Linked DNA regions of Homo sapiens: region 2 is linked to region 1. A link is an interaction called in ENCODE POLR2A ChIA-PET data of the cell type or tissue named here. Cell type or tissue: HepG2. All regions are shown on one strand. Each heading gives the region's core, and the rest is flanking DNA. Links, peaks and the distances in the headings are about the cores only.

What was found. Peaks named below come from ENCODE experiments on the same cell type or tissue, not always from the same donor. Only the 100,000 strongest peaks of a DNase experiment are listed, where the experiment ranks them.
Region 2: POLR2A ChIA-PET joins it to region 1 with 6 read pairs; 2 of 35 experiments call an interaction of 5 or more read pairs at or near these places.

The regions. Positions count from the first base shown.
Region 1 is chr5:42,805,833-42,813,790 of GRCh38, reverse strand. It overlaps SELENOP (selenoprotein P), which reads left to right and starts at 1,899. Exons shown (of 5, transcript NM_005410.4): 1 at 1,899-1,955; 2 at 5,425-5,640; 3 at 6,683-6,895. The coding sequence starts at 5,438. RefSeq lists an enhancer at 1,175-1,740. In HepG2, for the core only: no CTCF peak of the experiment used is centred there; a DNase peak (open chromatin) is centred at 1,770; H3K4me3 peaks cover 4,000 bases; H3K27me3 peaks cover 487 bases.
Region 2 is chr5:42,562,916-42,566,915 of GRCh38, reverse strand. It overlaps GHR (growth hormone receptor), which reads right to left. Exons shown (of 10, transcript NM_000163.5): 2 at 972-1,052. The coding sequence starts at 1,041. Among named protein-coding and RNA genes, the nearest start is that of GHR, 140 kb to the right of the region's middle. In HepG2, for the core only: no CTCF peak of the experiment used is centred there; no DNase peak of the experiment used is centred there.

The DNA.
Region 1 (7,958 bases), core at 1-4,000:
GCGTTCTTTGGATCGCGTCACTCAGGCTGACTGGAGTCCCCTGCAGGGACGCTCCACAGGACAGGCCTAAGCCGCCTAACGGGTTAGCTCTGCCGTCTATGTCTATCAGTTACCTCGTTTCCTGGTCAGGGAACCAAGAAATGTAGCAGGACGAGCTGCAGACAAAACCTTTCAGACACTGAGTTGTAGAAAGAAGGGCTTTATTCAGCTGGGAGCGTGGGCAAGCCACTGCCTTAAAATCCGAGCTCCCCGAGTGCACAATTTCTGTCCCTTTTAAAGGCTCACAATACTAAAGATTTCACATGTAAGGGTTGTGATTGATTGGAGCAAGCAAGGGGTACATGACAAGGGCTGCGTGCACCGGTGGTCAGAGAGAAACAGAACAGGGCAGGGAGTTTCACAGTGTTCTTCTGTACAATGTCTGGAATCTATGAATAACATCGGTTTCGAAGTTATGAATTGATTTTTAACTACTGGGTTTAGGCCAGGCAGGCCCAGGCCTGGTTTGGGCCTGGCACCGGGCTGCCTGTCTTTGATTTCACATCCTTGTTTTTTTTTTTCCTTAAAACAGGTACTGAGTATAAAACAATATGAGAGGGTCTCTCTCTTTCCTCAATATGACTACTTAAATTGGTCAAGGAAATGAACTACAGGGAGGAATATCTGCTTTGTACAAAGATTTTTTTAATGACACTCTTTAAAAAAATGATTATGTATATGTGCATTTTAACTGGATTCTCAAAGAGATATGGGACCCCAAAAGGCAAGTAACAACTGCTCAGGGCAAGTAAAGAGAACTTGGATTTCAAATGGTAACCTCCTAATTTGATAGGAAGTTTCTTGAAAGGAAGGATAACATCTGAGTCTCTTTGTAGTTCCTGCACCTTGTACAACAGTATTCAGCATACAGCAATCAGTGGGGGATTATTTGGAAAAAAATTAATTGATGAAAAAAGCAAGGCCTACTCGAAAACCATTGCTATCTAGGAATGACATCATTTGACATTGCTCCTTACCTCACCTACAGTGAGCATGCCAACTTACAAGCGTTACCAGAAAGAAAATACCCTCTTCTGAAATAGTAGGAATTAGCTATTTCATTTGTACATCTTGAAATTTCCACACTCTTTCCATGTCCAACTACTACCTTTAATTTTTATTTTTATGGTATTCACATTTGTAAAGATTTTATATTCGATCCTCAAAAAATTCTGGGGATGCATAGGTCTTCCAGGAAGTACGACTTCAGTGACAATAAAAATGAGGTCTGATTTCCCTCAGATAGGAAGTCTATTTTTCTATTTCCTTAAATTAACAAGAAAAGAGCAGTGGTCCTGTGAAATCCCATATGAATTCAAGTTATAAACATAGAACACAATCGACGTGTAAGTCTGTAACAACAGGAGACCAGAGTAACTTGTAACAGCAGGTGACTTTTCTAACAAAGGTCACACTGTGTGGGCTAAGCTAGCACCTCATCACTGCAAGAAGCAAAACAAAAGGAAAAAAAAGCTTCTCTCTCTCTTTTTTTTTTTTTTTTAAAGCAGCAGCATAATTCGCTGGCTCAGCAAATGTTTTTCCCTGTTATAGTTTGGGAAAGAAGGCAACTTGGAGGCCTTGTTTACCCTTAGCCCTTCCTCCCGCCCCCGACTGTACCATTAAATCCTAGATTCTAGGGTGACTGAAAAGGATAGGGAATAAATTAGTAATTGTCAAAATGTTTTCCCCATATTATGCATGGCAGCACTTGCTACTTTCTTTTAAGTTGATAACAATCAGCTCAGGGGTTTGCTCTGCTTGCAAGGTCACTGCAAGAATGAACATTGAACTTTGGACTATACCTGAGGGGTGAGGTAAACAACAGGACTATAAATATCAGAGTGTGCTGCTGTGGCTTTGTGGAGCTGCCAGAGTAAAGCAAAGAGAAAGGAAGCAGGCCCGTTGGAAGTGGTTGTGTAAGTAGGAACTTCGTGTTTTCTGATACTTTATTCTTTTAAAGTTTGGTAAATATTTTTTGAGTCTGATAAATTGTTTTTTTCCATAGAATAGATTCAGAAAACTGGTGGATAGAGGAAATAAAAATAATAAAAGAGAAAAAGAATAAGAAGAGTCTGAACTTAGGTGTGGTAGGTGAAGTTCCCAGTGCGCACATTTGTCAGTTCTTGATTTCTGCCCTGTCTTCTGCACAGCTGAGAGCAGAGGAAGCTGGAGAAATCCAAACCTTTTATTCTATAATCTGTTGTGATGTTACATAGGCAGTATTATATGTTCAAATTTAAATATTTTCCACTGAAGGGCAGAGTAAGAACAAACAGGGAAAAAACCCAGCCATTTGGATTTGAAGAGCAGACACTGAAATATGCTCATTCTAGTGTTGTAGAAATGTCCAGGGATATTGTGAGCAGTTTCAGAAGAAAAAGTGGTGGAATGGGGTACAGTAGGTTCAGTCCACAGTGCAGAAGTGGTCACCCTTAAAGAAGCTAAAACCCATGTCAACAATTAGGTGGTCTGTGATTAAATGCAAACTTTTGTATTTTAAATGGTGAATGAGAGCATTCAGGTGAATTAGGGGCTTTCAGATGCTGGCCTAAAGTTCAGAGGTGGAGGACAGAGAAAGTTTGTACATATCCTGCTTTTTAATGAGTAATTTTAAATAAATGTAGGTCTGAATGTGGCCATGAAATTTAAGTTTCGCAATTGAAAAGTGGTGACATAGTGAAATTTACAACTACTTTTCAATTCTTATTGGATCAGCTTCCAGGAAACCCAATTTTGTTATTTATCTTCATTATTTTTATATAGCTGTCTGACAACTATAATTATCAAAGGTTTACGGTGTAAGAAATAATTTTAAGAAAACAAAATTGAGCAGCCTGTTGATTATAATGACAGAAGAAATCCGAAAGTGTGAACTCTTAAGCTACAACTCTCTGCCAATGGGTTATTTTTTCATCATAAACCTAAATGAGGGAAATGAGTGAAACAGTCTTTTCATTTGTATTCACCATTCAGCTACTTGCAATATGTGCTCTGGGCTGGACGCGGTGGCTCACGCTTGTAATCCCAGCACTTTGGGAGGCCAAGGCAGGCGGATCACGAGGTGAGGAGTGTAAGACCAGCCTGGCCAACATGGTGAAACCCCGTCTCTACTAAAAATAAAAAAATTAGCAGGACGTGGTGGCGAGAGCCTGTAATCCCAGCTACTTGGGAGGGTGAGGTAGGAGAATTGCTTGAACCCGGGAGGCGAAGTTTGCAGTGAGCTGAGATTGCGCCATTGCACTCCAGCCTGGGTAACAGAGCAAGACTCCGTCTCAAAAAATAAATAAATAAATAAATAGATAAATAAATATGTGCTCTGTGGCAAAGTGAAAAAACCAAGTGCTGATTTTTTGCCAAGGTTCTGTAACTACTGAATTTGTGGTCTAGGAAACAGAGAAAACCTAGCCTTTCTATTAAGAAATAAAACAGCTTGAATTATTTTTATGTTTTCTTTGGCATCTTAGTGCATAAACAAAAATAGTTGGCGGCTATAGTTATTACAAGGTGATCTATCTAAAAACTCTCAATATATTGCAGTAGCTAAGATGTAGCTTAGGATTTGACAGAACTAGTTTTAATCCAGTCTCTTTTGTGACTGACTTTCTCTCTGTGTGATCATAGACAAGTTACCTAAACTCTTAGCCATGGTTTTTCTCAACTGCAAAAGGGGATAATGGTCACATAATTGTTTTAAGGATTAACTGACATGATATATAAAAGTGCTTAGTGCCACCTGAATATATTTGTATAAAAGTTAAATAAACATTAGCTATAATAAGGATAATTGTATTATCATTGTAAATACCATTCTAGAGGAATTTTCTAGAAACAGTCCAAATATATCTTCTTCTTCTTCTTAAAATATTAGAATATTTTAAATATTAAAATAAGTAGTTGGAGTGGCCTTAAATAAGTAAGTTAATTTGTCCTCTCTCTCTACCTCTCTCACCTCACTCTCTCTAGTTAAGTTCTTATCAAGATATCATATATAGGTAAGAGTTTTGATGTGTTAAATAATGTGAAAGACAATCAGGGTTAAAAATTCTATCTATATCTACCAGTGCATTAAAGCCCAGATCAATCTGATTTTAACTTTTCTATTCTTCTCTTAATTCTGGGCTCACTCTAAGTAATTTACCATTAGCTCCCCACCTCCAAAGAAATGCATCTGCTTTTAAAAATTTCAAATCAGTGCTTGAAAATATATTGATTTCCCAGTTTTCAAATTTTGTCCTGATCTCTCCCCACAGATTCTTACATCAAAATGAGCCTGAATTACTTGTGAGGATTTTTCTTTGCTCCTCTCTGCTGAATGTGTTCCTTTTTCTTTATCACCTGTCTACAGTTCACCTGTTTTTGAACATTTCTGTTTAGAGAGCTAGCCCTAGTTTTGAGGATATTTCTAGTCAGGTATTTAAAAGCATTTTAATTTCGTTGCTCAGAGGAAGCATCTTTTTACCAAAGAAAGTGCTGTCTAGTCATAGGAATTTTCTAGTCATAGGAACTTTCCAATAAATAGGCTAATTGAGTGTGGATTTCAAAGAGTCTTAAATGGTAGAGGGGGCAGATGTGTGATATTTCTACTTGGTTAGATACATACAGCCAGACTTCAAGGAATAAGAGAAACAAAAGGGAGCCATACCCAAGAGATAAATATAGAATGTTTGAACTTGAAGAGCTAAGGGCCCGACATGAGCCACATTCATGTTGGTATACTGTCTTTTCTGCCATCATCTTTTTTCCTTGGTTCTCTTTTTTTGCTGGCTCTTTTCATTTCTGTGCAGAATGCTCTATTTATCCCTTTCTTCTTCTTCTTTTGTTTTTTTTTTTTTGAGACAGAGTCTCGTTCTGTCGCCCAGGCTGGAGTGCAGGGGCGCGATCTCAGCTCACTGCAAGCTCCACCGCCCGGGTTCACACCATTCTCCTGCCTCAGCCTCCTGAGTAGCTGGGACTACAGGTGTCTGCCACCAAGCCTGGCTAATTTTTTTTTTTTTTTTGTATAATTTTAGTAGAGAAGGGGTTTCACCGTGTTAGCCAGGATGGTCTCGATCTCCTGACATCGTGATCTGCCAGCCTCGGCCTCCCAAAGTGCTGGGATTACAGGCGTGAGCCACCACACCCGGCCTATCCCTTTCTTCTTGGAGGATAGAAAGAACAGTCAGAACTTGGTGTGTCTCAAACAAAAGTTAGGTTGTGTTTGCAGAATGTTACATAAGTCACAGACTTATTTTTATAAGCCACAGTCTGAACATAACTTTCTGGAGACAGAATTCATGGGCTAGGTATTTTTAGGAAGTGGAATTATGTCTGCAGGATTTATAGAAATTCATAGTTAGGACTGTGAAGTTAACTATGAAGAAGAGTGACAGGTTTTCTCTTTTACAGGACAACCCCAGCAATGTGGAGAAGCCTGGGGCTTGCCCTGGCTCTCTGTCTCCTCCCATCGGGAGGAACAGAGAGCCAGGACCAAAGCTCCTTATGTAAGCAACCCCCAGCCTGGAGCATAAGAGATCAAGATCCAATGCTAAACTCCAATGGTTCAGTGACTGTGGTTGCTCTTCTTCAAGCCAGCTGATACCTGTGCATACTGCAGGCATCTAAGTAAGACAGTCTTTCTGTGGCTTAAAATACCTTAAGGGGAAGGCTATTAAATACACACACGCATATAGACATAAAATAAAAGTGTAAATAATGTATTAAGTCACACTTTTAGAAAAACTATGTGTTTGCATAGAACATATTAGAAGAGAGAAACTAGGATGATACACACCAAAATGTTTACAGTGGGTTTCCTAGGGTTATGGAAATTTTTTCTTCTTTTTGTGCACCTATATTTTATAACTTCCTACTAAATATGTATTACTTGTGTAATGAAAATGCTCTAAAATGTACTTCTGCAAATAGAACAGTTACTTCAATACAAGAGGCAGAGAAGACTGTTTTGTCAGAGTAGAAAGAACACTAGGCTTGCTATCAAAGTCTTGGGTTATTTAACAAATAAATATAAAAAATATTTGTTGAGTTATTCACCAGATATTCACTGGGTGGAATTCTCCTTACAGTCATCCAGTGGTATCTGTGCAGGATTGGTTCCAGGATCCCCCTCATACACCAAAATCCATGGAGCTCAAATCCTTTATATAAAATGGCATGTATAACCTATGCATATACTTTCATATGCTTTAATCATCTCTAGATTACTTATAATACCTAACACAATGTAAATGCTATGTAAGGAATTTTTATACTGTATTTAGTGAATAATGAATGACAAGAAAAAAAGTCTACATGTTCACTACTATAGATGCAGCCATCTTTTTTTTTCCAACCATTTTTTATCTGTGGTTGGTTGAATCCATTCTACCTATAAGATACATTCAAAATATATACACTTCATCGTGCTAATTTGAGAACTAAACCAATGTTTGTTTAAGCATAAGGTTTTAATTAAGCACAAGTTTTAAGTAATTCTAAAAATGAAAGTTTTAAAATCTTTTACAGCAATATAAAGAATAGGTGCAGTATGGGTTAGTTAAAAATAAGAAGGAGAGTTTCACATAGAAAATTAAGGAAGAGGGAGAAAAACCACTAATCAAATCAAATGAGATTATTCATTTTATGTATTTCTTCCCAAATATTTTAGATTAGAAGACCTGCGAGTAAAACTGAAGAAAGAAGGATATTCTAATATTTCTTATATTGTTGTTAATCATCAAGGAATCTCTTCTCGATTAAAATACACACATCTTAAGAATAAGGTTTCAGAGCATATTCCTGTTTATCAACAAGAAGAAAACCAAACAGATGTCTGGACTCTTTTAAATGGAAGCAAAGATGACTTCCTCATATATGATAGGTTTGTACATACACACAAACACATCCCAAATTTAAAAATAACTGTTTCGTATCTATTTATTTACTTCCCATCACACATAACAATCTTCTTTACTGTTAAATACAATGCCATATTTCAGTCTTCATCTCATATAATCTCTCTTTAACATTTAGAAGTAAAAATCACTCCTTATTTTTGAAATACTCTCATTTTAAAAAATTTCTATGACACTATACCCTGCTGGTTTTCCTCATATCCTTCCTCTTCTTTCTCCTCCTCCACACTTCCTCCTCTTCCACCTCCTGATTTTTCTTCCTCCCACATTCTTCCTTGGTTTATTCTGTATGTGTTTGTGTTATTCAGGGCTATACAGCTTTCTGCCTATTCACACTCTGCACATTTTACCTGAGCAATCTCATCTATCCCTTGATTACAATTAAAACACATATTAGGATGATCCCATATATACAAAGCTGAAACACAATGACTGAACTCCAGACGAGTCTACTTCCTAGACATATTCACAAACATCTTAAATTTAATTATTCAAATCTGTATTGATTATCTTCTCCTAAAACATGCTTATACTTTCACTTTTGTGTGATTTTTATATACAACCTATTGGAGGCAGATGCAGCCAACCACTAGGGCATATAATCCTATAATTTTCAGACCCTGCACTCCCAGTCATCATCCACTATTTTGCAGGACATCACAAAAACCATCAGGTATGGCAGCCTTGCTGCCATCCACCCCTTCACAAAACTGTGTGACAGGAATGTATTACTTACTCCTTCCACCACACTTCCCACCTCAGTCAGTAATCAAATTCTATGGGTTCTTAATCCTGAGTATATTTATCTCATATCCGTAATTATTATCTCAAGTTACTTCCTGGTGACCACTCCTCTAGATTTTTCCACTAATCTCTTCACTTGATTTCTTCTTGTTTTGTATTTAATAGTAAGTGATTTAAAATAATATATTTGCTTTTGATTATTGCCAAATAGTTTATAAACTCTTTATTCACATTTATTTTTTTGAAATGACTTTGATTTTTGAAATGACTTTTTAAAAAGTAAGG
Region 2 (4,000 bases), core at 1-4,000, 250 kb after region 1:
TCACCCTCAGCAGCTCACTACTACGGATTTATTTTTGGCTAGAAGGTCAGGGAGGACATCTTAAGGCGCTAAGTCTGCTGTTAAACTGTGTTTTCCAACATGAGCTGAATGGTGAGAAGGGGAGTCTGACACTCTTAAAGCAACAACTAAATTCAGTGTCATAGCATGGGAGAAATATATTCTTTCTTTCTTCTGTAGAAGCCCAGGCAAGGAAAAACATCAAGTACTCATTAAAAAAAAAAAAGTCTCCCACCCGTTAGAGAGCACAGTTTTCTTTCTGACAGAAAAGTTCCTCTTCCCTTTCCCTTCTATTACTCTTCCTTGTTTTAGTTAGGTCTGCTATGAAACATAGTTTAAACATATTGAGACTTCTCTACAAGGAGAGGGATATAAAAAAGGGAGGGAGAATTATAGAGATGGGGAAGGAAGCTCATAATTTCTGGGTATATCATTCAACTATTTCAGGTGTCTCTTTCCTCAACTTAGCCAAATGGTAATCACCCAGAGAGTGAGAAGTGAAATTCATTTGAAACCTGCAATTTCTTTTCTCTGAGAATATGATTAACAAGCCTGAATTCTGAGCTCTGGAAATAGATTAGATATCCTTAGTCACAGATGAGCTGAGTGAACAGTAAGCTAATAACCCTTCAGTGTAATTTCAATATCTCTCCCAAAGCCTGAGAACAAGAGACCTGGCTTGTCTTCAACATAAATGTCCTCAGCATGATTTGTAGTATTAATTTTTGATATGAAAACATCAGATGCCAAAGTTGACTGACTACTGCATTCCTCCTAAACATCCACAGAAAAGTCCTACTAGTTTCTGATTTTAAAGCTAAGTCAAGTTTCCTTTTTGCTGCTATGTAAAACTTGCATCTTTTAATAAAATCATCCAAAAAACTTGGATGTAGCGAATACAGTTCAGTGTTGTTTCAAAACACTGAGGGTGGAAATGGAAAAGCAGAACTCACCCTCACTTCCAGAAAAAGCATCACTTGATCCTGCCAGTGCCAAGGTCAACAGCAGCTGCCAGAGATCCATACCTGTAGGACCTGCAATCACAAAAAGGGTAAGGTAAAGCCCAGCAATTAAAAGCAGACCATTATCATGAAATACTGTTTAAAGACTGGGTAAGACATGAATGAGCTGACGAGTCAGTTCCAGAAGGAATCCTGGTAAGTCTTTCACTGCCCCAGAGTCTCATATTGTCCTACTTTTCATGAACTCAAACAGCAGGTTGTAATAAATTCTACTTCCCGTGAGTGCTAGTCTCAGGAAATAACATGAACACTAGAGATGTTCATACCCTGGCTCAAAGCCATAGAAACACCTCACAGCAAACGACCCCCATGCACAGCTTCAGTAACAGGGCCAGTAAGGTTTGCTTTAATTTGATCTGGAAATAGAAAACCTTATCAGCAGTATCAGAAAGCATGGGGCCTTGAGCTGGACAGGCCATAAAAGGAAAAACATAACAATCATGGTAATAGTAACATTTCATAAATCTGTTTCCCAGTGAACAAAAGAGCTCAAACCACTCAAAACGAGTTGCTAATGAGCCATCCTAAAGAGGTTTAACTAGAAGGGAAGCAGAAAGAAGGAGGGAAGCAAAAGGAAACAAAAACTCCCTAGTAAAACTAAAAACCCACAAGGACACAGTGTGTCGTAGAGAGGTTTTATTTTCATGAGGAATACAGATCTGAAAGACCCAGGAATGTGAACACCTCAGACACCAAGAGGGATGCGTCTGTGGCTTTGCTAGCCATTTAGAAGCCCAGTGTGGCCACACCTGGAGCCCTTCAGTCTAACGGAGAGAGTAGATCAACACTTCTGTCAGCACAACACCTCAGTGACCATACACCTTTATCTGGAGGAAGGAAATAAGCTTTTCTAGAAAAAATATACCAGGGTGTCCACATCCCGGATCTTCTGAGGCAAGTTTGGGCTGGTTGAAAATGAACTCAGCGTATTGCCTTTTGTAGAGCTGTTGCTGTGTCTGACAACTAATGCCAACTACTTTAAAGCTTAGCTGCAACATTTCCATAAAATTGCACTATTTACAAGTTACTCAGAGACTTATCATCATACCAGGAGCTCCACGAGATCCTCTACTGGCTTCATTTTTATTACTGTGCAAACCTGACCTAATGGAATAGCCCTTCATGGTATCCCTAATCAGGCTGAAATAATGAGCAAAGATGTTTTTTTCCATGGGCCTACAGATGTGGCCCCCGGCAATGGCTGTGTAATTCTACATAGGGATAAAATTCTTGACGTACTTTAATTTCTAGACAGCAGAGGACCTATCTTTTTTGTTCCATATAATTTTGTATTCTTAAAAATTTCTTTAAAAAAGCACATCTCTATGTAAACTAAATTGTCTTCTTGTATCTGAATCCCCATGTGCAAATCCACATGCATGAGGAACTCTCCTTCATACACTACTTCATGGAGTCGTTCATAGGATTGAGTGTAAACATGCAGATGAACACACTTTGTGAGATTTCACGTGAGAAACATGCAGATGAACACACTTTGTGAGATTTCAAATAAATCTCACACATTGTGAGATTTCAAATAAATCTCACACATTGTGAGATTTCAAATAAATCTCACACTTTGTGAGATTTCAAATAAATCTCACACTTTGTGAGATTTCAAATAAATCTCACACTTTGTGAGATTTCAAATAAATCTCACACTTTGTGAGATTTCAAATAAATCTCACACATTGTGAGATTTCAAATAAATCTCACACTTTGTGAGATTTCAAATAAATCTCACACTTTGTGAGATTTCAAATAAATCTCACACTTTGTGAGATTTCAAATAAATATGAGTTGTGGTTTTTACAACATTCATGTTTTTAATTCCTAACCTGGAAGGCCTTGAGCTGATGGCCTTTCATCATCCTCGTCTACTTTGCAAATGAGAACCACTGAGCATCTCTCCCTCCCAATGTCCTTTACTCCTAGGTGAACAGGCTATGTAATCAAAGCTGGAAACCTCCAGCAGAAATATATTAAAAGGCTGAAAAAAAGTTATAGGCTAAAAATGCCATCCTGTTGGTAACTAAATATTTACTTTGCATTTGATTCTGTCTCTTTTCTTTTTTTGTTTCACTCTGTTGCCCAGCCTGGAGTGCAGTGGCACGATCTCAGCTCACTGCAACTTCCGCCTCCCAGGTTTAAGCGATTCTCCTGCTTGAGCCTTCCAAGTAGCTGGGACTATAGGTGTGCACCACCATGCCCAGCTAATTTTTGTATTTTTTTTTTTTTTTTTTTTTTTTTTGAGACGGAGTCTCGCTCTGTCGCCCAGGCGGGACTGCGGACTGCAGTGGCGCAATCTCGGCTCACTGCAAGCTCCGCTTCCCGGGTTCACGCCATTCTCCTGCCTCAGCCTCCCGAGTAGCTGGGACTACAGGCGCCCGCCACCGCGCCCGGCTAATTTTTTTTGTATTTTTAGTAGAGACGGGGTTTCACCATGTTGGCCAGGCTTGTCTCAAACTCCTGACCTCAAGTGACCCACCCGCCTTGGCCTTCCAAAGTGCTGGGATTACAGGTATGAGCCACCGTGCCCAGCCTGATTCTTTTTAAGTGGAGAAAGCACTGAAGAACTGGATGCTGTGTTAATTTTACTTGTTATCTCCCAAGACACTTAGTGTCAGGTAAAGAAGTTTCCAGTAGCACCTGCTATTCCAATGCCAGAGTATAACAGTAAATCCCCAATTCCCACGCAGCCTTTTCTGCTTCCCATCTGAGCAAGAATGTGAACAGGTTTGCATTTCTCGGAAGGCTGCATCCTCTGGTTTGGAAGTCACCTCTTCAGACATCTCAAGGATGCCTGGCAGATGCCACAAACAAGTGGCATTTGCTTCAGTTGAATAGAAGATGACCTTCCTCCAATCCCCAAACTTTTGAAAGCAGCTGCCTGCAAATGAACTTCACTTCTTCCAAATAAAGAACTAGGTGGGGCGTGGTGGCTCATGCCTGTAATCCCA